2 separate regions of the Homo sapiens genome follow, and region 2 is linked to region 1. A link is a loop called in an ENCODE intact Hi-C map of the cell type or tissue named here. Cell type or tissue: CD4-positive, alpha-beta T cell. All regions are shown on one strand. Each heading gives the region's core, and the rest is flanking DNA. Links, peaks and the distances in the headings are about the cores only.

The links. A loop is a pair of places that touch in the nucleus more often than their neighbours do. Peaks named below come from ENCODE experiments on the same cell type or tissue, not always from the same donor. Only the 100,000 strongest peaks of a DNase experiment are listed, where the experiment ranks them.
Region 2: it touches region 1 in a loop (2.6-fold over the local background); 1 of 110 quality-filtered maps calls a loop at or near these places.

Annotation. Positions count from the first base shown.
Region 1 is chr5:148,816,221-148,825,325 of GRCh38, reverse strand. No RefSeq gene overlaps it. Among named protein-coding and RNA genes, the nearest start is that of ADRB2, 5.8 kb to the left of the region's middle. In CD4-positive, alpha-beta T cell, for the core only: CTCF peaks have their summits at 4,123 and 4,335 (motif pointing left); a DNase peak (open chromatin) is centred at 4,315.
Region 2 is chr5:149,237,021-149,246,125 of GRCh38, reverse strand. ABLIM3 (actin binding LIM protein family member 3) reads right to left here. Exons shown (of 24, transcript NM_014945.5): 11 at 8,523-8,678; 12 at 6,849-6,878; 13 at 6,238-6,367; 14 at 5,352-5,450; 15 at 3,588-3,635; 16 at 1,111-1,245. Among named protein-coding and RNA genes, the nearest start is that of AFAP1L1, 30 kb to the left of the region's middle. In CD4-positive, alpha-beta T cell, for the core only: no CTCF peak of the experiment used is centred there; a DNase peak (open chromatin) is centred at 5,555; H3K27ac peaks cover 650 bases.

The DNA of each region.
Region 1 (9,105 bases), core at 2,242-7,241:
AAAATTAGCCAGGTGTGGTGGCACGTACCTGTAGTCCCAGCTACTCGGGAGGCTGAGACAGGAGAATCTCTTGAACCCGGGAGGTGAAGGTTGCAGTGAGCCGAGATCACGTCACTGCGCTCCAGCCTGGGTGACAGAACAAGACTCCATCTCAAAACAAAACAAAACAAAAAACACAAGATAATTCTCCCTTAAGAAAAAGAAAAAAGTAAGACCAAATCTCAAAAGTAAGATCTTTGTTCATGAAATACTATCCTTTCCATCTGGCATGTGACTTTACTGCTAAAGTGAAATTAATTTTCAGGGTTTGATTTCCCATGTATTAGTGGTGTCTTTGAAAAACTGAAAGTATTTCATGAAGTGTAACTAAACGTACTTTGTAGATTACATAATAACATAACAATGGTTAACATTTATGGACCATTCTGCTATTTGCTTTTCATGCATTATTCTATTTAATCCTTCCCACAGTCCCATGGGGGTGGGGACTATTTTTAGCTTAATTCACAAATGAGGTTCAAAGAGGAAAATGGCTTGCCCAGGGGCAATGGCTGGGCAGTGCCAGAATCTGGATTTGACCCAGGTCTGCCTGAGTCCAAGACCCATCTTTTAATCTTTTCAATGTATTGCATAATTACATGCAGACAGGAGTGATGGATAGGGAGGAAGGGCTACAACTGGAACTGGAATACCCAGGTTCCAGATTCACCAAACTTGGAGCTTTCTAGTTCATTTTTTTTTTTTTTAAGAGAAATCACGAAGTACCTGATTTCCATTGTCTCTAAAGGGGCATAAAGTCACTTCCATTGGGGTAAGCAAGAATTGAATGATATAGTAAGAAATATGAAAATGCTTTTGCTCATATAAGTGTCACACAAGTGTAGTTTGTAAGCGAAGTTTACATAAATTACTTAGTGGTTTAGAATATGTTGTTAGTCTTCTCTACTAGAACAATAAAATACTTTAGGGCAAAAGTAAGTTGGGTGTTTACTCTGGAAGCAAAGCTCAGAAACAGAATTTAACCTACATATCCCCTTTAACATCCTTCATAGCAGAAACTGACTTTTTGCAAGACAGATGCCTTAGAAAACAAGTATTTCCCATAAAATCCACAAATATGAATTAAAGATCTATTATATTCACATAGTTTTCAAAATACACTCACCTCATATTTGTGTTTTCCAAAATTGGCTGTGGCATGATGCATTTTAGGAAGAGGCAGTATTTATTATGCAACAACGTTTCTTTAAATATGCATCTACTCAAATTGTGGAACTAAACCATTTAAAACCTCCTTCCTGTTTGTGAAGCTATGGCATAAATAAGCATATTGTTTAACCTTCCTATAATAAGAAAAGAACAAAGAAAACCCCTTTAAGACAAATATTAACTGATCATGTATTTAGATATACACGTAAGTCACTTAAAAGTTTAACTGAATATTTTGGGAAACTCCTTTTTTAAAACCCACAAATACTAAATCAAGAAGGACTGGCTAGCCATATGCAGAAAACTGAAACTGGACCCCTTCCTTACACCTTATACAAGAATTAACTCAAGATGAATTAAAGACTTAAACGTAAGACCTAAAACCATAAAAACCCTAGAAGAAAATCTAGGCAATAACATCCAGGACATAGGCATGGGCAAAGACTTCATGACTAAAACATCAAAAGCAATGGCAACAAAAGCCAAAATTGACAAATGGGATCTAATTAAACTAAAGAGTTTCTGCACAGCAAAATAAACTATCATCAGGGTGAACAGGCAACCTACAGAAAGGGGGAAAAATTTTGCAATCTATCCATCTGACAAAGGGCTAATATCCAGAATCTACAAAGAACTTAAACAAATTTACAAGAAAAAACAAACAGCCCCATGAAAAAGTGGGCAAAGGATATGAACAGACACTTCTCAAAAGAAGACATTAATGCAGCCAACAAACATATGAAGAAAAGATCATCAGCACTGGTTATTAGTGAAATGCAAATCAAAACCACAATGAAATACCATCTCACACCAGATACAATGGCGATCATTAACACATCAGGAAACAGACCGGGCGCAGTGGCTCATGCCTGTAATCCTAGCACTTTGGGAGGCTGAGGTGGGTGGATCACCTGAGGTCAGGACTTCGAGAGCAGCCTGACCAACATGGTGAAACTTCGTCTCTAATAAAAATACAAAAATTAGCCAGAAGTTGTGGCATGCCTGTAGTCTGACCTACTCTGGGGGCTGAAACAGGAGAATCGCTTGAACCTGGGAGGTGGAGGTTGCAGTGAGCCGAGATTGTGCCACTGCACTCCATCCGGGGTGACACAGTGAGACTCCGTCTCAAAAAAAAAACAGGAAGTCAGGAAACAACAGATGCTGGAAAGGATGTGGAGAAATAGGAACACTTTTACACTGTTGGTAGGAATGTAAATTAGTTCAAACATTGTGGAAGACAGTGTGGCAATCCCTCAAGGATCTAGAACAAGAAATACCATTTGACCCAGCAATCCCATTACCTGGTATATACCCTAAGGATTATAAATCATTCTACTATAAAGACACATGGACATGTATGTTTATTGCAGCACTGTTCACAATAGCAAAGACTTGGAACCAACCCAAATGCCCATCAAGAATAGACTTGATAAAGAAAATGTGGCACATATACACCATGGAATACTGTGCAGCCATAAAAAAGGATGACTTCATGTCTTTTGCAGGGGCATGGATGAAGCTGGAAACCATCATTCTCAGCAAACTAACACAGGAACAGAAAACCAAACACCTCATGTTCTCACTCATAAGTGGGAGTTGAACAATGAGAACACATGGACACAGGGAGAGGAACATCATACACCAGGGCCTGTTTGGGGGTGGGGGCCTAGGGGAGGGATAGCATTAGGAGAAATACTTAAAGTAGATGACAGGTTGATGGGTGCAGCAAACCACCATGGCACATGTATACCTATGTAACAGACCTGCACGTTCTGCACATGTATCCTAGAACTTAAAGCATAATAATAATAAAAAAAGGAGAATCTGCTTATATCAATTAGGAAGTTCTGGGCCTTTGCCCTCCAGCCTTGACGAATGGATGCACGCTCTTTCCCTGCTGCTTCACCAAGCTGGTAGAAATGTCAAGATGTAGTCAGCTAACTAAGAGTCTTTTCTCCTGACCTCCTTTTGTGATTTTAGGTTTAGAGAAAGTTAGACTGGGAAAGAGCTTAATATATCAGTTAATTTATTTCCCCCAAGTTTGCAAATGAGGTTACTGAAGTGAAAAAACAAGAAGTGTCCAGGCCAAAGTGTTAAGGAAAATTAGGAGTCCAGGTCTGCTCATGGCCTCACAAGTTTTCCCTGCCTAATGCTGTTATTTTATTTCCCAGCAGAGGAGTTCGAGTAGCACTGCTTACTGTTCACATGACCTTAGAGAGTTAATGCTTCATTTGAACTGGAAAGTTCTTAGTAGACTAAACGCACCTTTATCTGATGTAAGAAAAAGCAGGCTCTTTTATGGTGATTGATAGCATCTAATTACATATTTTGTCAATCCCTTAAGACACTGATTTGTCGTTCCCAGCCTGTCAAACAGGAATAAAACCTCATATCTGGATTTACCTAATGAATGTCTGAATAGGAGTAAGCTTCCATGGTGCCAGAGCATGCCCTCACACCAATAGCTGGATGCTTAGGAAAATCTTATACTGGGTCTTGGCTTAGACAAGAGTCCTTTCTTGTGTATGATCCTGGAGCACAGAAACATCTGTAGATTTCTTTTCAAACAATAGTTTAAAATGCTTGTCTTTAAAAATGTCTCTGTACAGCATTATCCCATTAAATTTACATTAAATGAGATTAAATGCATGTCAAGTGCTTAGCATACTGCCGTAGAAGAAAAACCTTACTGTTAGTATCTTATTTTTGAATCAAAAAATAGATATAGAATGCATATTGGTCCTATCTAATCGCATGTATGAAATGTATGATAGGATCCTTTGAACATGGATAATTGCTAATTTACCTTTAATTTGGATTGCTGTGAAAAAATAATTGAAAAAACAGACAAAACTTGGTTCTTTAGAAAGAAGAATGATTCTGTAAGTTACTATTATCATTGAGTAATATAGCTAGATGGGATGTCAGCGTTTTTTGAATGAAGCATCTCACAATCTAGTCAGCTTCTTACACAATGCACCCACCAAAACTCAGAGGTATTTTTAGAGAGAGCAAGCTTACCAGCCCCTTTTGCAGGTGCATATTTCTCTAGCTATCCCAGTATTGAACTGAAATCCATTTTCTCACTTCTACCCATGGATCTTAAGTCTGCCCCCTTGAGGCCACCGAAAACAAGTCTCTTCTCTGTCCTAGCTTTTGGGAGAATCCCTTAAAGTTCTCCTTAGCAAACAAAACCTCTTCAGGTTAAACATTCCTTGTTCCCTTGGTTCTAGAGTCCCTTTTACCATCATGGTAGGCCTCTTTTATTCCTGCTTAGGTTTGTCTATGTCTAAACTTAACATCAGTACCTGGAAAGATGCTAGAACAAGTCATCAAACAATCAATTTGCAATCACCTTGGCAACCATAACTTAGAGCAGAGCAACCAGCAAATCTTTCCAAACAGCTGATTATACCAGATGAATTTAATTTCCTGCTACACTAGAGTTTTATGAGACATACTAATAAATTCTCCACATCTTAGAAGCACTGAACAAAAGGAGACGGCATTAAATTAAAGCAGAGGAGACTTCAGTTGGCCGTTCAAAAGACTCCTTCGTCTGAAAAGAATCAGTATTCAAAGAGGTTACACTCTAGCAGCTTTTCTCAAATTGGGATTTTGCAAGAGAATTAAGCCCTACAGAAAATTATTTTTCCCAAAGCTGGGACATATCTCTTACCCTCCTAGGGACATAAGAGAGAAATTAAGTCACTACATACAATGCAATGGATGCCTTAGGGTATAGTGCTTAACTGAATCTTCTTTTGCTGAATCTGAGAGGAATTGCTTGAGTCTCCTTCAGGTATGGGAATGAACACTGTGTGATGGTGAATGTATATATATATATATATATATACACACACACACACACATTCAGATATACATGTATGTACATACACACACACATATATATAATATATATATCTTATATATATATTATATATACTATATATTTTTATATATATATTATATATAATATATATATTATATATGTATGTATATATAATATATATGTGTATATATAATATATGTATGTATATATAATATATATGTATATATATAATATATGTATGTATATATAATATATATGTGTATATATAATATATATGTATATATGTATATATATAATATATATATGTGTGTGTGTGTATATATATATATATATATATATATATGATGGAAGCGGTTTGGTTCAGTGGAGAGGGCATGGATGGGGGATTAGGAGACCTAGGTGTTAGTCCCAAAACAGCTCTCATATTCTATTGTAACCTTAAGCAAGTTGCCTTGTTTCTCAATCTTCATTTATGAAATAGGAAGTTGGGCTTGGTAACATCCAAGGGCCTGTCTACTCTAAACTGAACAAGCCTATAGTGGGAAGAAAGTGCTTTGAGGGCCACTGAGGAGATAAATTTTTGATTCGGAAGAAGTACCATGGAGCTGACAAGCAAAAATTGCCAATATCCTACACAACAACTTGATTATGTTTTTTTATCCTCCATATTTCAGCTATTCACATTTCATCTTTGTGATTTATGCTATTCTGAACAGCAGGTGTTCTACAGTTTTCTAAATTATTGACTCACTTTTAAAACTTTTATGATTTTTAAAATTATTGACTCATTTTTAAAACTCAATGCATTTATTTTTAAAGAAAATTTTATATGACTGCCATTACCACACGTGGAAAACTCGTGTCATTTGCCATAAATAGAAAGTAACCATGAAGACAAAACAATGTTAGTAAATGCTAGCTAGATTTTGTTGCTTGCCAAAGTTCTGAGCCTTAGGCCTGCTCTCTTTTTATTGAAAAGGAAGATTTGCAATACCGTTAGTATTCTAGCATCAGATGGGACTTTCTCCATTTATTTTAAAAGGTTGAAAGAAAATTGAAAAGGGAATAACTCCTAAGTAGTACACTGTTATTTAAAGTACTGTTACTAAATTATTTAAAATAATTTCTGATTACACCTGCAGGTATCTCAGTCCTGGACTTGTGCTAATGGGATACACTTCAGTGATAGAAAGAGCATGGGCTTTGGAGCCAGAGGAAGGAATGTGGGTTCCAATGATGACACTGTCCTTGATCAGCTGTGTGCTTCAGGCAATATGCTTTAGGCTTCTGGGCCTCAGAGGGCTCGAGGGTAAAATGCCTTGGATAGTTGGAAGAAATAGACGGAATATATAAAACACTAGATTTGAAAAGGAAGGGAGAGAACCAAAAGTCATGACAAAAAACGAATCAGCATAACTGGGATTGGCTGGGGGGTAAGGGGGAATGAGTCAAGAGAGTGGAGGAGGCCATTACCAAGCAGGGTGCAAGGAGAGCAGTGGACTGAGTGTGGCTGTAGGACAGGAAGGGGCAATGAATTCAGATATTACCATACTGAATTTGAGGTTTTGGTTGGACATCAAAATGGAAGTTAAAAATATCATAATGATTAGGAGATGAGAAACTGAAGTGATGTGTCTGTGGGTGGTCACGATTATGGTGGAAGCACTGCCTGAATAGCAGCACTCTCAGAGGATGTTTTGGAACGTTAAATGAAATAATGCATTTAAGGAACTTAGCATGCTGTTTCAAAAAAAATTATTTATCATTATTACCATCATCATCATTATCATCATCTTGGATTTCCTGGGACAACCCCAATTTCTGGAAATTACACTAGTTTCTCTAAGGGCAGTTCTTCGAATGAATAAATAAATTGATCTAAGAGGAAAAAAATCCTTTTATATATTAACCTATGAACAGTGGTAACATTTGGGGTGGATTTGGAGGGATGTCCAAATGTTTGATTCTCTAGCAGCTGCCTTGAGATGATTTGTATGCAAGTGATTGAGGAAGGAAAGCTCCCAAAAGAAAACAGTCAGGGAGTGGGAGAAACAGCTCAGAGAAGGGAAGAAGCAAAGGCAAAGACCCAGTGTTGCCTGATCCTAGGAGCAGCTCTGGAGCCTACTGCTTGGTTTCCTCCTTTCTCCAAGTCTTAGTTATAAAATCCTAAACAAGTCACTTAACCTTTCTGTGTCTCACTTTCCTTATCTGTAAATTGGGGCTGTTGATATTATCTCACAACCTCATGAAGTTGTTATGAAGATCAAATGAGTTAAGGTCTGTAAAGTAGTTAGGACTGATGTGGCCCATACTCAGTGCTCAATTAATTATTGATATGAAACCTAGGGGAGCTCTGTTGGCTGTGGCACTCAGGAAACCTTCCACGGGGAAGAGATAGTACCTACAACTTCTTGCATCTAAGTGCAAACTGCCCAGTGCTAGAGCTTAAGAAAGGGAATTGCACAGTATTTTTTAGGCCCTGGAGGAAAGAAGAAGTGAAATGGTTGTGGAGATCAAGCAGCACCTGCCACAGAAGAGGAGGTCAAGGAGCAGGGCTGAAGGGGAAACAATGGGAAGAGATAAAACAGATGATGGCTGAAGGACAGAGGAAGGAAAGGAAACAGGGCAGCCTCTCTCCAAAGCAGTGCCTTCTCTTGAGAGGCACAGAGGGAGAAATCTCACTGGGTCAAGGAGAGAAGGTCAAGGTACCCCGGCTAAGTCTAATCGCTATGAGGTGGTGGAACATGCCCTGGGCCTGGAGAAAGGAGAGTCTTGTCCTGGCCTTCTCACCTGCTGTGTGACTGCCTCTCTCTGGGACTCAATTTCCTCATCTGTAAAGTGATAAAGTCAAATCGAGTGATCTTTAAGATCAGTGCCTGGCACATCATAGTTAATTGGTGGTGGTTAAGGGTTCTGAAAAACAATAAGCCTGTTTTTTGTTTATCATGCGTTATTATATACCAGGAGCTGGGCTTGGCCCCTTACGTACATATTCCCTGCTTTTATTCTTATTTCTGTACAGTTTTCAAAATAGACAGTTATTCCTATTTTACAGATGACAAAACTGAAGTTTAAAGAAATTAAGCAGCCTGCCTCAGGTTACATAGTAGATAATAGGAAGAGAAGGAACCCAGCTCTGTCTAAACAAAAGTCTCACTCTGCACCACTAACACAAGATTCAGATGCAATAGTCCAAGCTCAATCAAGCCTGCATGCTCAGGCTGCTGAAAAGGAAGTTCCCTGGTTGTCAGGGTCTCACAGCTGAGTTTTACCAGACTGCTGGAGCAAAGAGGCAGCAGTTTCCTATCACTTATGGGAAAAATGCCAAATGATCAAGATTTAGGGCCAACTACCCTGGTCACAATTTCTAAAAAGAGAGGGAGGATGTTAGGGCTTAGATATCATTGGCCGTGAGTCTCTGGGCTTTGCTTGTGCCCCTTCCTCCATTCACAGCACTTTCCTTCTTTCCTCATTTCCTGCACAAATCCCCACTCCCAATACACACACACTCACACACACACACACTCACACACACACAATAACCTAAACTTCCTAAAGTACTGTGTAAAGGGCTACAACATATAAAAAAATGAACAAAGAGGCAGGGTCCTTGCCTGTAAGAAACTCACAGGCTAGTAGTGGAGATTAGCACATAAACTTGACTTCCACGTAACATAGTAAATTCTATGATTGAGGTAGGAACTTGAGTTTCTTAGTTCCTTAAATGTCAGGTGTGTATGTAAAGATATTGTTTCAATTTTAGTTGCAATAAAGATTAAGGAAAATTAATTGTTCAGAAAGAGGAAATGGCTAGGAACTTGAATTTATGGGCAACAGAGGATTAATTTAGTACCCTATCTCCCCATGTAAACACTGGGGAGGAGGCATGGAGAAGCCTTCCAAGAAGAGCAGGTGAACATTGGATAACAAAGAATCTTCAGCCAAGAGATGAATGGGGTTGCAAAAAAATAAAATAAAATAAATTGGCACTGTTGTTTGGACACCGATTTGGCAAAACTTATTAAAGTGTAAAATGTATGTATCTTTTCACCTAAAACTTTCAT
Region 2 (9,105 bases), core at 2,755-7,754, 420 kb before region 1:
AGTGGTGTGATCATGGCTTGTTGCAGCCTCAAGTCCCCAGGCTCAAGGGATCCTCCTGCCTCAGGCTTGCATGTAGCTGGGACTACAGGCATACACTATCATGCCCAGATAATTTTTAAAAATTTTTTTGTAGAGAAGAAGTGCTATGTTGTCCAGGCTGGTCTCAATTTCCTGGGCTCAAGTGATCTTCCCAACTTGGCCTCCCAAAGTGCTGGGATTACGGGCGTGAGCCACTGTGCCCAGCACCAAAGAGTCATCTCTGAGCTTCTGTGAAGCTTTGCTCAGAATGGACATTGAATTAGTAAAGACATTGAATCAGAGTGGATCTTGATGGGGGGAAAAATTTCCCCCCATACTTGAAAGGAACAGCTTGGGTTGTATGATTGGGTGAGGTGGTATCTGAGGACCACTGAGACCCCTTACCAGGAGCCTTCCACCTCCCCACATCCTCTCTTTCTCCATCCTCCCAACCATTTTTTACCCTACAGCCAAAGTGGTCTCTCAAAAGCACAAATGTGATCATGCCACTACTTTCAATGTGATCATGCCACTCACTGTTTAGGATAACAACCAAAATCCTTACCTCAACCCTCAAAACCCTGGGGGACCTCCTCCCTCACCTCTACTGCTTCTCTTCCTCTCTGAGTTCAAGGTTAAGTGGACAGCCTTTTCTTTCCTCCAGTGGAATCCTCTCTCACATCCTGGGTCTTTGCAGAAGTATTTCTACACTCTCTGCTGTGTTACATCCTTGCCACCCTCCTGATGGCAGCTGAGTGGCTGCATTGAGAAACTTTTGTCATCTTCAGGCTGGACAGCAGGCCCCTGCCATCAGCTCTCCTACCTTCTGCGCATCACCTCCCTCTCATGGCTGGGGCCTATGTCTTCTCCACAAGGGCAGGGACCTGGTCTGTTTTGCTCCCCAGTGTATTGCTAGGGTCCATGGCCAGTGTTTAGTACATATTTGTTGAATGAATAAACACCCTTAGTTATAAACCCTCTAAGCACTCTTATTCAGAATGATTGTATAAAGGAGTGGGCAACTGTTCTGAACACCCGTGTCCTTGGCACAGGTGTTAGGGCCCTGGACCCAGGCTCCTATGGGGGTACTACCTTTGGGGGACCCATGGTAGGTCCAGTACTCAGACTCCGAAGCATAGTAGGGGTCTGGCGAGTAGATGGGACTGTACTTGGAGGTCTGGCTGATGTCTTCACTTGTTTTGCTCTTGGTTGCTGTAGACAAATCACCTGCAGAGGACCCAAGGAGAGCACTTCAGGAAGGCAGAGTGACCGGGATGGGACTGTGTACCCTTTTCCTATCTTTACCAGGCTCCAGCCCAGGGGAGTGAGTCCACTTCAAGATCAGGGCTCTCTGTTAGAACTGGGCCATGGAGCATCGGAGCTGGAAAAGCACTGGGGCCAAACCCTCATTTTGCATTTAGTAATTGGAGCACCAGAGAGGGGAAGGGGCTTGCTTAAGACCACATAGCATGTGAGCACCAGAACTGGACCAGATCCCAGCCCAGGGCTCTTTCCAGCACATTCCATGGATTCCCAGGTCTGTTCCAGAATGACCTCTAAGGGTGTGGCTCCTCAAATAAGACTGGACAGGTCCCAGGTGAGCCCCAGCCCTTTAGAAGCCTTCCTAGCCCTTTAGAAGCCTTCCTTGTTATAAATTTGAACTCCATCATTTCTCACAACCTGAGATGCCACATTCTGCTCAGGGACTACATAGCCTGAAGGAAGGAGTGCTAGACAGGGAGTCAGCAAACCTGGGTTCTGGTCCCAGCTCTGCCACTTTACTCAGCTGTAACACTGGGCAGGTCCTACCATCTCTGCCTTAGTTTCCTCATCTGTAAGTGTCAGAATCGGTCTGCTGGCTCAGCTGCCATCCAGCTTCAAGCTTCCACCTGAAGTAAGCCCAGGACAGGGGTGACCAAAAAGACCCACTGCAGTCACAACTACTTACAGAGCAGTGACTTCTCGTGGCCCAAACGTGGGTGACAGGCTGGTAGAGCAGAGAGAGGGGCTGGGGAAGTGTGTGTGGCTGCATGACCATTTCTCATGGTCAGCTACAGGAAGCTTTAGGGACAAGCTCTGTGCTCTGTGGAGCCAGAGTGGCAGAGCGTGGTGGATCAGCTTCAGCCAGCCCTGGGCTATGCAGCCCCCACAACAGCACTTGCTTCCAAAGCTTTCAAATTCTTCTCTTTGACTTGGGTCCTGGGCAGCCCCTCCTGGCTGACTGCATTTAGCTTTTTCCTCCGCCCTCTTTTCCAAGCAACCCACCTCCACCCCAGACTCCTCTTGAGTCTGCTTTAGTGCCACCCCTCAGGGCCCACCTGGAAAATCCCACAAAGTCCTGAGAAGCTTGTGACCTGGGGGCCTTTTCTAGGTATAAAGCCAAACTACCTTTGTCATGTTGGTGTCTTTCTATGAGTACTCAGGGGACATGGCATGTCCTTCACAAGCTGGTACAGACTTGCACATGCTCACAGACTCACCTCGGACCCCCCTGCTCAGCCCCCTCTGGAACCAAGGATGTCTGTATAAAATGTAGAATCTTAGGCACCCAGAGCCGCTGTTTAAACTCGTATTGTCCCCTCCACCAGCTAATTAGTTCAGAACCTGGTGCAGGACTGCTTCGCTCATCTCCAAGCTCCACCGATTCTGGGCCTCCTTTTGTTATCCAGCTAGACCCTTAAGCAAGTGTGGGTGCACAGGGTGGCAGCTGCTCCTCTGCAGCTTCAATGGAAGGGATGTGCTCCTTCAATCGAGGCTTAGTAAGTACTTTTTGCAAAAGTGAACAGGTGGTGTCAGTGATGAATGACTTGGTGGTTCTCATACTAAGTGCAGGGAGGAATCATGGACAAAGCCAGTTATAGTGCAGATTCTTAGTTCACACTCTCAATATTTATAATTAAGGGAGTCTGGGGCAAGGAAGGGGCCAGGGAATCTGCCTTTTAAATGTCTCTCAGGTGCAGATGGTCCATAGATCATTCTTTAAGAAACACTAAATCAATGAATGAATGAAAGAAGGAAGTCACCCTCTGCAACCTTACTCATCTACATCTCCTCTGCAAGTCTCCATCCACTCTCAGGAGACTGTGACTGAGAACAACTTACAGCAGGGGTTCCCAAGTTGGGCTGAGTATCAGAATCACTTGGAGAAACCGTGACACATACAGAATTCGAATTCAGTAAGCCTGGGGTGGGGCCCAGGAATCTGTATGCATCCCCTGTTATTCTAATGAACATTTCAAGTATTAATGCCTTGGAGTGTGACTCTCCCAGGGGCATGTGCGTTTTACAAAGGTTTTACCAATTATGGAACTTAGGATGACAGAGAGCAGGTAAGGGGGAGATTGCAAAGGTGGTGGGAAAGAACTGAGGGGACATGAGGACTTTGTTCTTTTGAAATGATACCAAACTCTGCCCTAATGTCACCCTGGGTGATGGGGCAGTCAACAAGAAGGACCAAGATGCAGCCTTGTGTTTTGTGGCTCCTGGTGGCCTGTGCAGGGCCATCTGCATAGATGGTTAACCTCCCCCCTCTCCTTGTGTGGCCAAGCCCTATCTACCTCTGACCATACCATGCCGTTTGTAGATCGGGGGTTTCCGGTAGATGTTACTGTCTCCAGCTGCCAGACAGACCAGGAAGGGACAGTGGGGAGGGGAGAGAGAGAGACAGGAGAAAAGGGAGAAAAGGAGATAGTACTTGGTCAGTTGATCTCAGAAGAGAGAGATGGGCAACAACTTTTTCCAAGGGGCCACCATCTTTTTCCCCTGGTGACTTCCTCTTCCAAAGTTGAACTTTCAACCTCGTCCCAACAGGTTCCAAGTAAGGTGCGGGAAGAGGAATGGATGGATCCAAGTGGTGCCGAGGAAGAGACCTGGGGCTTGAAGGGTGAGCATGCAGGCACAGGGGTGTGTGTGCTCAGCAGAGCCCCATGCAGGAAGGTGTCCACTGCCTCCACCAGTGGCCACACCTCATTCCATGTGAAAATTCCCAGGATGCTGCAGCCGAATTTCAGCTTACCTCCCTCCCCCTCCCTCAAAGACAGACAGGATGGGACCCCTCTAGGGCAGCTGAGGAAGGTGTAGATGAAACAGCAGCATGAGCTCTTGAGGGGAACGTGAGTGGGGAGTGAAAAACTGAGCTTGGTGTCAGGAGACTGAGGTTCAGCCCTGGCTCTGCTGTGACTCAGAGGGAGACCTTGTCCAAACTACACCCACTCAGTCCTGTAGCCCCTGTCTTCCTCTCAATTCCTGTCATGACCTGCGGTCACATGACATGATAGTGCTCTTCCCTCTGCCTGGGATGTCTTTCCTTGGCTTCTTCATAGGCTGGCTCTTCATCTTTTTTTCTTTTTGAGACAGAGTCTCACTTTGTCACCCAGGCTGGAATGCAGTGGCACGATCTTGGCTCACTGCAACCTCCGCCTCCCAGGTTCAAGTAATTCTCCTGCCTCAGCCTCCTGAGTAGCTGGAATTACAGGTACAAGCCACCATGCCCAGCTAATTTTTATATTTTTAGTAGAGACAGCGTTTCACCATGTTGGACAGGTTGGTCTCGAACTCCTGATCTCATGACCCACACGCCTCGGCCTCCCAAAGTGCTGGGATTACAGGCGTGAGCGACCACGCCAGGCCCCTTCTCATCTTTCAGCTTTAATGTTACCTCCTCCAAGAAGCTCTTCCTGACCGCCCCATCTAGCCTGGCCTCTCTCAGCCTCATCATCTCTCAGGATGGCCTGTTTTATTTATGTTTATGGCACCTATGGCTACCTGAAATTATCCTCTACCTATTTGTTTACTCATTTTTATCTCTCTTCCTACATTAGTACGTAAATACCAAATACCATGAAGGCAGGATCTGGGCTGGGTTGAGCACAGTTGCAACCTCTGAGCCCAGAACAGTGCTTAGCTGTACAGAAGGAATAACAGTGGCTTGGGAAGCCAAGTAACTGGCTCACAGTCATGAGCTTATAAGCAGCTGCATCGGATTCCATCCCAAGAGCTTTGAAGCCAAAGTGTGTAGCCTTCACCGCTGTGTGCCCCTGCTGCGCCCCTCACAGCCCTCAAGCACTCACGGTATCTCACTCGAGCTCCCTGCCTCTTTTCTTCCCGGGACTGCTTCTTTGAGGTCCTAATGGAGGCTGGTTCTGTCAAGTGGATAATCTGAAGCCCGTGGGTGTGTTGGGGTTGGAGGACAGGGTTGGTGCAGGTGCTTGGTTAGGGAGGTCCCTCAGGAACCAGCTTCTTGGTGCCTGTGTGGCATCGAGGGGGTGACTCAGGCACCTGTGACCCCATGGAGCATGCATCCATCCCAGGAATTCTGGGCTGGCAGTGCCTACCTGGGATGTGAAAGTGCTTGGGAGCCTGGTAAGAGGTTGGAGTGGAGGACCTCACATCTAACTGGCTATGGTATGGAGAGCTCCGGCCACTCTCGGGCCCTGGAGCACGCAGGAAGTGGTCGCCAAAGAAAACAGAGGCACAGAGAAAACAGGCATTAACGCGGTGGCAGTTTAGGAAGTGGTGAGGTGATGACAGCAGAGATGGGGGATGGGCTGGGGCGTCTCAGCGTGCTCAGGTTCCGGGGCGGAAGCAGCATGTGCTCTCATGCACCACGTTGGCAGAAACAAGCTTGACTTTGCTTCCTGGCTTGATCCCAAAGTCAGATTTTGTGAGATGTAAAGATCAACTCTACTGAGCTCCAGGAAGGCATGTTAGTTTGAACCTCTTATCTCCCCAACCATCCTTGAACCTCCCCCTTTTGGACGCTCCCTTAATTGCTCCTTTCCTCCATCCAAGTGCTGGCATCACCCCCAACCTGAGGGTGACTGTGGATGGTCTGACTGGATTGGCTGGGGTGGCCCTTGGGTGAAGGCCAGTTCATAGCCATATTTCTGGTCTCTTGGTTCTGCCCTCCGGATGGGGCAGGCCACGAGGATGGTGGAGTCTTCTTCCACCAGGGCCACAGGGCCACCTGCCAGCCCCCTCTCCTGGAAGTTCACCACCCACCTTCCTGCTGCTTCTCAGTGCCACACACTCCTCCATCCCCCCTGCCATCTCAGGGACTCAGAGAGGCCCAGCTGGTCACCTGGGTGGCCATAGGCCTCCAGAGGGCCACACTGTGATGGAGATCATGGGGGAGCCTTGTGCCCTCTGCAGCAGGGACCCCAAGTGACTGCATTGTCTCCCTGGCTCTTCCTCTCCCTTCAGGTCCTCCCCCTTCCTTACCAGAGCGGTAGTAGTGGTGAGGTGAGCGGGAGAAGGTGGGGGACATGCCCTGCCGGCTGTAGGTGGGGGAGTCTATGTACCCCGGGCTGGAGGCCCGTCTCTGCCGGAGGTCCAGGTTCTCGTAGATGTCCTGGGAGAGGAAATGGGGCTGTGAGCATGGCTGGCTGTTAAGTGGGCCTGTGGCCCGAGGGTCTAGCAGGCAGGTGGGCATGACATGGAATCTGGGATTCTCGGGTTTGAGGTGTGAATACAGAGACCCCCCTCCTCCCTGAGTTACACACACAGCCCGAGGAAGATGGCAGAGAATTTCCAGGGCTTTCCCCCATTACTTGCAGGCCCTTGAATGGAATCTATGGGGTCAATCCCTGGAATCCTGACCAGGGATCCCAGAAGCCTGAGGGAGGCCATCTCTGGGCAGGAAGGGCAGATTTCCATCCTGTATGCCACTACCACTTCCTCCAGGACATGCACCCGAGTCTCTCCAGCACTTCCCTGCTTGCAGGGAATACCTTGGGCAAGGGCTCAGACACCTTCGGGGGGCTGGGGATGGGTGAAGTCCACATAAAGGGGCACAATTATATATCAACTTAATTCTCTATCAGCTGAATTACCTGGGAGTAGGGAGATAATGTTCCCAGCGACTTAGAAGTGAAGAGTTTGAAGGCAGTTGTGGAACGAGCAGAAGGAATGAGAGGAGGACGAGACGAAGGACAGAGCATGGTTAGATGGCTCGGCAGAGAGGGTTTGCAGCAGTTCCTTTGTACCCCTCTCCAGATAACAGCCTCGCTGGGAATTCCAGAGGGTCAGACTACTGACAGGAGGCAGGAAACCTCGAGATTATGCCCGCCTTTTAGGAAGGGAAAAACCAAGGCCCAGAGAGAGAATACGAAGGCTCACGGCCACTCAGGGCAGAAGTGGCAGGGACTTGACTTGGACCCAGGCTTCTGTGCTGCATGCTCAGGGCTATTGTCACCACCCTTTCCTTGTCTCTCTACTGGTTCATGACCCCTCTACAGTTCATGAGGACGATGCCCAGGGCAGGGCACCCAGCAGCCAGCACCCTGGCTAAGCAGGGGCCAGGCTGGGGCCACCAACAAGGGAGTTGAGCTGGTGGCTGGTGCAGCAGCTGGAGATGGGATGTCTCGACTGAAGAGGGCAGCAGTTCCTCAGCTCCAGCAGCTGGAATGCCTGCCCAGCATTTACACAGCATCTTAATTTTCCAAGAAAGACAGAAGTGCAGATTCTTACATGAAATCTCCCAGTGTTTACTTGTTGACAACTAGTTTGCATTTTCAAAAGACACTTTGTGAGTGAAACAAAACAAATCTGAGGGCTGGCTGCAACCTGTGGGCCCTGGTTTGCCATCTCTAACTGAAGGACAAGCGGCTTCTACTAAACACTTGATCCTCCTCTCCTGGTGCATTTCAGGGGCCGGAAACCAGAGAATCTCAGCACTGGGCTCTTCAACCAAATGGAACCCAAATCCCTTAGGGAGGAAGGGAACTTGCCTGAGGTTATGAGGCTAGTTATGGTGGAGCTGGGACAAGAACCTGGGTCCCTGCCCACCAGGACAGGCTTCTGCTGCCTCAAATTAACTCAAGGGGTCTGGGATAAGGTTAGAAATCTTCTAGGATATAGACTGCCAGGACCTCCAGGGTAATTCTGCCCCCAACCCTGCTGCCATCTCCAGAAAACACTTTCTCTTGTTTAGCAACCATTTAATGATTTCAAAAGCTATCTGTTACTGAGTCTTTATAAAAGCGTCTCTTCCTTTGAAGAGACACTGGGGCTAAAGGCCAGGTGGGAAAACCAGAGAACATGTCTGATTAGACATGTTATAATCAGGGATTATAAATCTAAATGGCCACTGAGCCTGGCAGGAGATGAGCGCCTTGGGCTGAGTACATGAAAAATTCCTACAGTATAAGAAATACAACAGCTTGAGTAATAAGTGGTCACAGGCTCTTAGCTTCAATGCTGGGATTAACAGGGAGTCGGGGGACTGGGGGGAATGGAAAGCTCATGTCCTGTCTATAGGGGGTGCTGCTTCCCATCTCCAGATGGTGGAAATGTAGGTTTAAGGTTGTCGGCTCTGATTTTTCAAGAAGAGCCAGAAAGCCAAATGAAATCTCTTCATTTAAAAAACGTTGGCCATAAATCCCAGTGTAGAAGAGTCTGGGAGCCAGCATTGTGGAGGCCAAACTGTCTGTGATGGAGAGGGCTGGGGACCCCAGAGCAATCTCCTTTCCTACAATAGCCCCAGAGAGAAGGGCAAGATGCGATACCTCTCCATAGCCACATCTCTCCAGCATCTCGTCGGACATGTATCTGGAATGAGGCTCATAGGAAATGAGGTCGGGGCGTTGTACCTCGTAGATAGACTTAACCTTGGGGAGAGCCGCCAGGTCTTTGTAATTAAGGATCTCATTATCCACTTTAGCCTAGGGAAGAGGGAAATGGACAGGAAAGGAATAGAAAGATAAGAGGGAAAAGGGAATGGAGAGAGGAAACAAAAACAAGATACAGAAGGAACAAACTTCTCCAGTTTCCACCACAAACAGATTAGGATCAAATTGAAGAATAGTAGAATGTTAGAATAAAAGTGGTCTTAGAGGCCATCCATTCCAACAGGGCTAACATTTATTGAGCACATATTGTTTGTAAGCCCTGTGCTTTATAATAATTATATCCTCTAGATGTTGTAATGCCTCTGTGAAGTAAATGTCAATATCATTTCTATTTTCTAGCTGAGGAAATGGAGGCTCAAAAGGTTATACAGTTTGCACCACTAAGCTAATAGATTTGAATTCAGCCTGAACTACACAGCCTGGGTACTGACTGCCTTCCGATCCCACAGAGTGAGGACAT